Linked DNA regions of Homo sapiens: region 1 is linked to region 2. The links are chromatin contacts, found by Hi-C or POLR2A ChIA-PET in ENCODE. All regions are on one chromosome and are shown on one strand. The core of a region is the stretch at or near the end of the contact, and the rest is flanking DNA. Distances in the headings are between cores, read along the strand shown. Region 1 has its middle 22 kb from the start of ADIPINT. Region 2 overlaps COL15A1 (collagen type XV alpha 1 chain).

Region 1 (4,447 bases), core at 107-2,606, 110 kb before region 2:
GAAATTCAGCACACGGAGGGGAGTACATTCGCAGCCCGGCAGAGATCTGGCCTTAAAGACCAGATTGGCTTCTTCCTAGTTGTATGATTTTGGACAAATTATTTTATACCTCTCTGTCTTTGCCATCTCATCTGTTAGAGGGGGATATTAATATTACTAATAATACCAAATTCATAAGATGTTTGTGAGCTTTACATTATTTGATATGTGTGAAGCACTCAGTACAATGTCCGCTATATACCTTTGTCCCTCAGTATCCATGGGGCATTGGTTCCAGGGCCCCTCCAAGGATACCAAAATTTAAGGATGCTTAAGTCCCTGGTATAAAATGGTGTAATATTTGCATAGAACATGTGCACAACCCCCAGATACTTTAAATCATCTCTAGATTGCTTATAATAGCAAACACAATGTAAATGCTATGTAAATAGTTGTTATACTGTATTGTTTAGGAAATAATGACAAGGAAAAGAGTCTGTACATGTTCAGTACAGAAGACACCATCCATTTTTCCCCCTGAATAATATTTTCAATCCACAGTTGGTTGAATTCACAGATGCAGAACCTGCAATATGGAGGGCCGGCTGTACTCAATGCTTAGTACATGTTAACTCTTAGAGAAAATTCATTCACTTAGAGAAAATTTGCTGAGCTCTGACTAGGTGCTGGGCACTGTGCCAGATGCTGTAAATTCCAAAGGGGATAATGCACAGTCCCTGGCGTCATTCCAAAAAAACCCCGTATTTTACTGATGGAGATGCAAATGGGAACGGACCAAGGTAGCATAGCTCCAGGCACCTTGTTCCAGAAACTCTGGTCTCCTCTCTTTTCCAAATGTGCCATGCACTTCCATGTTCTGTGCTGTTGTTCCTTTTCTCTAAAAAGCTTTCCCTTTTCCTCAGCCACTGAAAACATTCAAGATCTGGCTTATGGTGTGTCATCAACACCGTGAAGCCTTCCCTGACCCCCAAACCAGAATCATGGACTCTCCTGTGTCTCCATCGTGCTTTGTATAAACTCTCTGCCTCTCATCTTCCCCTCAGCCAGGGCTGGTCATTAGAGGAACATCTCCCAATAGGCTGGAAGCTCTTTGAAGGCAAGTTTTATGCTTCACTTATTTCCATGTCCCAGTGTCCAGCACAGGGCCAGGCACATTGTAGATGTTTAGGAAGTGTTTGTTGATTGAATGAATGAATGAAAGCACATCTCACATCATAGAATAAATTGCTGCACTGATAGTGAGGAGAGATGCTTCCTTTCCAGCATAATATTCTATGAGACCACAGAATTTGCTCTGCAAATAGTTGGGTTCCTTCTACTTATTCCATCTGCTGCTGTGAACAAGGCTAAGTTTACTTAATCATAGGTAAGTTGGAGAAAGTGCCGGCCCAAGGGGTCTGGCCTGAGCATGGCTTTCCAATTGTAATATTGTCAGGAGCATCCTGAAAGGGTTAAGACCCTTGCCTTGGTGCTGGTCTTGTGCCAGTCCATTTGGTGTTCACAGTGTAGAGATTATTTAACTGGAAATGGAAGCCAGTATTAAGGCCAATATTGCAACAGAAATAATTGAATGTAAAAACCACATGTGCTTTGGGGACTGGGACACAGAAATTTAATTTTAGTTTCCTCACTTATTTGTCGGGTGATGTAGGGAGGCTCTTTCCTCTCTCTGAACCTCATCCATTAAATGGGGATCATAGGAGGCTGGAGTTGGGGAGGTTGGACTGATCAATCTGTAAGTTCCTTCCGGCTGTGATATGCCCTGTCTGTCACTTCTATGATATCAGATAAATGAAAGGCCAACTGAAACAAATTGCTGGAAAGTGATGTGGAGGGAGTTCTGGGAGAGGATCCCAGTCCTCATGAGGTCAAGCTCATAGTTTAGGAACCAAAAGCTCAGAAATGCTCTGAAACCACAGACGATCAAATCCACCCACTGGAGATTCAGCACATATTTGCTCAAAATTGCAAACTAAAAGCAGACATTTTTGAGTTGTTTGGAGGATGCATGGCTAGACCTAACCTGGGCGGTGAGTGTACAGGGCAGTTCATGCAAATGGGAGAGACCCTGTCTGCTGTCTGGGACCTGCATCCTATTGGCGGGAAGGGCGTTCCTGGCCTGCCCACCCTGGCCATCAGGACATAAAGATTCCTTGCTTGGGTCTTGCTCAGGTACTGTGCTTTAAGAACCTGAATGTTCTTTTGACTCACTATTTTATAGAGACAGCAGCAGGGTCAGTTGAGAAGAATTGAAACCCACTCTCAGAAGTGACTTGCAGCGCATACTTTTTTGAAAAAAATTGAGAGGTAATTCACACACCGTAAAATTTGCCCTGTTCGAGTATCTAATTCAAGGGTTTTTAGCATATTCCCAAAGTTCTGCAATCATCTCTGCTGTCTAATTCCTGAATAGTCTCATCACTCCAAAAGATATATTGAGGCCAGGGGCAGTGGCTCACACGCCTGTAAGCCCAGCACTTTGGGAGGCCGAGGTGGGTGGATCACGAGGTCAGGAGTTTGAGACCAGCCTGGCCAATATGGCGAAACCCCGTCTACTAAAAATACACACACACACGCACACACCCACGAAAGCTGGGAGTGGTGGTACACACCTGTAGTCCCAGCTGCTCAGGAGGCTGAGGCAGGAGAATCAGTTGAACCCGGGAGGCAGAGGTTGCAGTGAGCCGAGATTGCGCCACTGCACTCCAGCCTTGGCGACAGAGCAAGACTCCGTCTCAAAAATATATATCTCTATCTCTTGTGTATGTTAGCAGTCACTTCCTACTCCCCTCTCCCCTGTGCCCTTGGCAACTACTTTTGTCTCTGTGGATTTGCTTATTCTGGACTTTTCATATAAATGGAATCATACAACACGTAGCCTCCTGGGTCTGGCTTCTTTCATTTTGCATAACGCTTTTAAGGTTCATTTGTGCTGACTATATTTTTCTGAACAATTAAAAATTACAGGCTCCTGCAGCACAGTGCAGGTGCCACCTGGCCCAACCAGCTTCTTGGACCACGGCCAACCTGAGTGCACCTTCATCACCATCAAGCCAGACAGTGTGCAGCATGGCCTGGCTGGCAAGATCGTGAAGTGCTTTGAGCAGAAGAGATTCCACCTCGTGGCCAGGAAGTTCCTCTGGGCCTCTGAGAACATCTGAAGCCGCACTACTTTCACTGGAAAGACTGCCCATTCTTCCCGAGGCTGGCAAAATACAGGAACTCAGGGCCTGTCTTAGCCATGGTCTGGGAGGGGCTGAATGCGGTGAAGACAGGCCGAGTGATGCTGGGGGAGACCAATCCAGTGGATTCTAAGCCACACACCATTTGCAGGGACTTCTCTAGTCAGGTGGGCTGATGCATCATTCATGGCAATGGCTCAGTAGTAAGTGCTGAAAAAGAAATCAGCCGGGCTGGGCATGGTGGCTCACACCTGTAATCCCAGCACTTTGGGAGGCCAAGGAGGGTGGATCACGAGGTCAGGAGATCAAGACCATCCTAGCTAACACGGTGAAATCCCGTCTCTATTAAAAATACAAAAAATTAGCTGGGCGTAGTGGCGGGTGCCTATAGTCCCAGCTACTCGGGAGGCTGAGGCAGGAGAATGGCATGAACCCGGGAGGCAGAGGTTGCAGTGAGCCAAGATTGTGCCACTGCACTCCAGCCTGGGTGACAGAGCGAGACTCAGTCTCAAAAAAAAAACCAAAGATGTCAGCTTATGGTTGAAACAACAGATGCTGGAGTGGATGTGGAGAAATAGGAACGCTTTTACACTGTTGGTGGGAGTGTAAATTAGTTCAACCATTGTGGAAGACAGTGTGGTGATTCCTCAATGATCTAGAATGAGAAATACCATTTGACCCAGCAATCCCATTACTGGGTATATACCCAAAGGATTATAAATCATTTTACTATAAAGACACATGCACACGTATGTTTATTGTGGCACTGTTCACAATATCAAAGACTTGGAACCAACCCAAATGTCCATCAATGATAGACTGGATAAAGAAAATGTGGCACATATACACCATGGAATACTATGCAGCCATAAAAAATGATGAGTTCATGTCCTTTGCAGGGACATGGATGAAGCTGGAAACCATCATTCTCAGCAAACTAACACAAGAACAGAAAACCAAACACCGCATGTTCTCACTCATAAGTGGGAGTTGAACAATGAGAACACATGGACACGGAGGGGAACATCACACACTGGGGCCTGTCGGGGGCTGGGGGGCTAGGGAAGGGATAGCATTAGGAGAAATACCTAATGTAGATGATGGGTTGATAGGTGCAGCAAACCACCATGGCAGGTAGCATGGCACCTATATAACAAACGTGCATGTTCTGCACATGTATCCCAGAACTTAAAGTATATATATATTAAAAAAAACCAACCAAACAAACAAAAAACAACAACAAAAAAGAAATCAGCCTATGGTTT
Region 2 (4,573 bases), core at 1-2,500:
ACAGACAAGAGGAGGAAATTGAGCCACAGAGAAGTTAAGTAACCCAGCCAGGAGCAAACAGCTTGTGAATGGCAGAGCTGGCATTTGAGCTCAGATAGCAGATCTTCTAACCCCCAGATCTGGAGCTTCTAACTCCCAGATTCTATTCCTTCTGGGGTTTAACAGAAAAGTTTGTAATAATCCTTGCTCTTTGTTGAATACCTACAGTGTGCCAAGTGTTTGGATATTTTGTCTCCAACACCGACAGCATACCGCCTACTCAGTAGCACTAGCCACTATTTTATAGGTGGAAAAACCAACACTTGGAAGAGCTAAGTCCAGAGTCCCCACCCATTCTGACTTTTGCCACAAACTCCCCAACTCTCAGAGGATCAGCTAAACTCCTGTGTGGCACAAGTGAGAAACTGATGGCCAGAGAGGGGCCAGTTACCCAGCAAGGCAGCAGCAGTCCCTAGGAGAAGAGCTGGTCCCCTGGCTGCCCATCCAGGGCTCTGGCCCCTGCCTCTTGTCCCCCTACCTGTGCAGAGGAGCACTGGTAAAAGCCCAGGCGTCAAACACTATCCCCCAGGCACTAGCTTGGCATATGCCCAAGCCCTGAGATCGCTTGTGGTTTCTGTCATTTCTCAGAGGGGCCGTCACTTCAGACTGAAGATGTAAGTACAAGATCATTCCTGGCAGCACTGTTCTTAGGAACAAAAATAACCCAAACTGCCCACAGTAGGGATTGGTCGGCCAAATTCTATTTCATTCATACATACAGCCCTGACACTGGTGATACAGAAGATTTAATGACCCAGGGACATGCTCGTGGTATATTCCACCAAAAAAGCAAATTCCAAAATTATGTCTATGACCCTAATTTTGAATATATGTTATTTATATCTATTTACATATAGCTATGTAGAGCGATGTGTGTGTATTAGATACATCACATATTAGACGTAATATTCATCAAAATGTTATAAGCAGTTATCTCTGAGTGGTAGGATTATGGATGGTTTTTACTTTTTTTATTGTACTTCCGTATTTTATTAATACAAGTCTTCTACAATAATACATATCACTATTCTTTTTGCTTCTGCCATCAGTTAATGAGTGTTATTTTAACAACTAAATTTGGGGAGTCTGTGGGTCAGAGAAAGTATAGAGAACTGGAGAGAAAAAATTGTAGGATAATTTAATAACGTCATGACAGAGCCAAGGAGGCAGGGTGTTGCTGTGGAAATACTGCCCGCTGGGGAGAGTCAGACAGCTTGGAAGGAGGCCCTGCCTAGCCCCCTATTTGCTGTCGGCCTGGGGCAAGTTGCTGATCAGTTTCCAAGCTTCAGATTCCTTAGCCGTCCTCTGGGAGCATGAACAATCCCCGATGCTGGGTGGATGAGAGGGCTGAATCTGGCCGCAGTTGTGGAAGTGGCTTCTGAATTGCGAATGCTTTTCTCAGGGGTGGAATTAGGATCTCTCAGCAAGGGGTTAAGGTGAAGGGGCTGGGGCGAGGGCTTTCCTAGACTGAGAAGATGAGGTCCACGTGGGGACTGGGCTCTGATCCCAACGCAGCTCGCCTGTTCCCGGGATCAGCCACACTCCTTATCTAGCAGACAAAAGGTCAGTTGAAAGCAATGGAGCTAGCCAAAGTGTCCTTTTCTTCTTGATGTGTAGACAGCCCGGATGGTGGGAGAAAGCCCTGGCTAAGCAAAGCCCCTAATATTTGCATTCAGAGCTTCCCTGACACCATCGTGACCCGTGGAAGGGGCCACCCCACCTCCTTCTTCCCAGGGGTCAGTCCTTGGAGGACAGGCAATCGGCTGCTTGCACGGCACCCCCTGGTGGTCAGAGCAGGGAAGACGAGAGTGCTCGACCCGTGCTGGCCACTCTTCCATCACAGGATGGGACAGGAGTGGGTGGGGAGGGGGGCAGAGTCCTTTGGAGGATTTGGCACCTCTTCCAGAGTTATTGTGACCATGGGACCTGCGTGAGCACAGCGTGTGTGGGAAGGGCCTGGCCCGGGGACAGGCTGACCTGGCTTCAGGGCCCTTCCCAGTCTCAGTCTCATTCCCAGGGTTAATAATACTGAGGTATTGATGTGTGGATCCGGCAGGTCACACCTGTCATGGGGTGATAGTGGGATCCCCAACCAGGATCTGCCCACCTGCAGGAAGGTGGTGGGAGGGGTCCCGGTGGGCAGGACAGGTGGGCCAGCAGGAGGGTTGCTGGAGGGAGTGCATGGGACAATCTTGGCATGGGCCCAGCCATAACAGGCGTGCAGTCATGGTAGTACAACTTCTTTTTCTTCTTCTTCTTCTTCTTTTTTTTTTTTTTTAGACAGGGTCTTGCTCTGTCACCCAGGCTGGAGCACAGTGGCACAATCATGGCTCACTGCAGCCTTGACCTCCCAGGCATGAGCTCCCTCCTTAGGCTCCTGAGCAGCTGGGTCTACAGCCACATGCCACAATGCCTGGCTATTTTTTTTTATTTTTAGTAGAGATGGGGTCTCGCTATGTTGCCAAGACTGGTCATGAACTCCTGAGCTCAAATGATCCTCCTGCCTTGGCCTCCCAAAATACTGGGATTACAGGCATGAGCCACCATGCCCGGCCAATGAATAAGTTTTCTTTGCTTCAAAAATCCATTTGCGTTTTTTTTTTTTTTTGAGATGGAATCTCACTCTGTCACCCAGGCTGGAGTGCAGTGGCACAATCTCAGCTTACTACAACCTCTGCCCACTGCAACCTCTGCCTCCTGGGTTCAAGTGATTCTCCTGCCTTGGCCTCCCAAGTAGCTGGGGTTACAGGCATGTGGAATCACACCTGGCTAATTTTTGTATTTTTAGTAGAGATGGGGTTTCACCATGTTGGCCAGGCTGGTCTTGAACTCCTGACCTCAAGTGATCTGCCCACCTCGGCCTCCCAAAGTGCTGGGATTCCGGGCTGCTTTTTAAATTGCAAAAGAAATATATGCATGTGGGAACAATTAAATTAATGCTCAGTTGTATAAACCAGAAAAATAATAGTTTCCTCTTCTTACACTCCTATCTTCTGGAAAATATCAGTACTAAACACTGTGGTTTAGCCAAGTATATAAATATATAAGCACATACATATACATATACATATACATATATGTATATATTATGTATGTCATAATCATTATTACATAACATGAATATGTTATATATATAATAATGATACGATATCTATACTCATACTTTTTTTTTCTATTTTACACACGTAAAACCATATCAACAATGAACATTTATCAATTGCTTACTATATGCCAGGGGCTGTCCTCAATGCTTTATTTGCATTAACTTACTTAGTCCTTGTGACACACAGTACTCAAAACAACCCTATGAGGTAGGAATTATTGTAATTCCCCATTTCTAGATAAGGAACTTGAGGCAGAAGTTGAGCGACTTGCCTGCAGGTGGTGCCAGAGCCTGGAATGGAAACCACACATGCTTTGCCATGTATGTTGTTCTGCAACTTGTTTTTTCCCCCTCTTGACCCTGTGTCATGGTATCTGAACATCTTTCCAAGTTAGCTGGTGAAGAGATACCTCATTCTTTTCCAAGACTGCAAAATGTAGTTATTGATAGCAGAATGCCTGCTTCCTGTAGGGTCTGGTGAGATCCTGAATGACACACTGGAGGGGGTTCATTCTGTGGATGGTGACCCCATTACTGACAGCGGCTCAGGGGCTGGGGCCTTCCTTGACATTGCTGAAGAAAAGGTGAGTAGATGGTAAATTTCATTTGATTAGTCAGTAGTAGGCTTGTTTGCTTATTTCAAACTTGGTGATGATTTTACTGAGCACCAGAGAGAACCACAAGGGTTTTGGTTGAATAGCATCAAGATTGCTTCTGTCCTCATGGTACAGAGGAGGTCAGAGTCCCAGGGCCACAGAGGCTCTCCAGGGATGCACAGGACTGGTGGGGGATATGCAGTGCAAGCTTGTCCTCACACTTGCCTGTGATGAGCGAGCGTCCAGGCCTCACCAATGCAACCCCGCCCTCCTGCTCAGTTGTGAAGGCACATAGCTTTATCAGCCCTTTGAGTCCCCTTCAAGACAGAATCAGATTAACTGCAGGTGTGTTCATGCTATTGTTTGGTAATTGGCTTTTACACCTGCAAAGCCAGTTTTTGAAATGCTGGGCTCCCTAGGGTGCAAAATTAAAGCATAAATAGTTTTCTCACAATGGCCCCTGCTGAAAACCCACAACGCCAGCTCATTCCTTCCCTTCTCCTGGGATGAAAACTTAAGACAGTTCTCACAGCTCTCTCAGTCACTATCTGGTAACAGTCAATTTTCACAGATATTTAAAAGTCAAGCCCAGCATAATATCAAAAATTCAACAAAATTACAAACACAGTTTCCCCCCTTCTATACTCAGGCCTACTGTAGACTAGGAAACTGCCAGGAAAGGGAAGCATGGTTAGGGGTTTCCTCTCTATTTTCTTACTTCTCTCTCCTCCTTATCCTCATGATCTCCCCATCCTCTAGAGCTATTTTTAACATCTGCAGGGGCTGGCCCACCTGGAGAAATGGACACAGTTGTACTTGGCTGGTCAAATTGTGA

The links. A loop is a pair of places that touch in the nucleus more often than their neighbours do. ChIA-PET counts read pairs that join two places held with the same protein, here RNA polymerase II (POLR2A). Pooled maps may share reads with other maps.
Region 1: a pooled map shows a loop between it and region 2 (2.2-fold over the local background). The contact joins two enhancer-like sites. A Hi-C loop is called at or near these places in 3 of 168 maps with a recorded cell type or tissue (adrenal gland, astrocyte of the cerebellum and endothelial cell of hepatic sinusoid) and 1 of 50 pooled maps. POLR2A ChIA-PET finds 5 or more read pairs at or near these places in 2 of 52 experiments (BJ and RWPE1).

What each region holds. Positions count from the first base shown.
Region 1 is chr9:98,887,440-98,891,886 of GRCh38, forward strand. It overlaps the pseudogene NME2P3. Among named protein-coding and RNA genes, the nearest start is that of ADIPINT, 22 kb to the right of the region's middle. Within about 2 kb of position 1,357, at least 2 of the 41 ENCODE cell types and tissues checked have a DNase peak (open chromatin) inside an H3K27ac peak, as active enhancers do.
Region 2 is chr9:98,997,226-99,001,798 of GRCh38, forward strand. It overlaps COL15A1 (collagen type XV alpha 1 chain), which reads left to right. Exons shown (of 42, transcript NM_001855.5): 7 at 3,614-3,726. Among named protein-coding and RNA genes, the nearest start is that of COL15A1-AS1, 55 kb to the left of the region's middle. RefSeq lists enhancers at 1,068-1,824, 1,825-2,580. Within about 2 kb of position 1,251, at least 17 of the 41 ENCODE cell types and tissues checked have a DNase peak (open chromatin) inside an H3K27ac peak, as active enhancers do.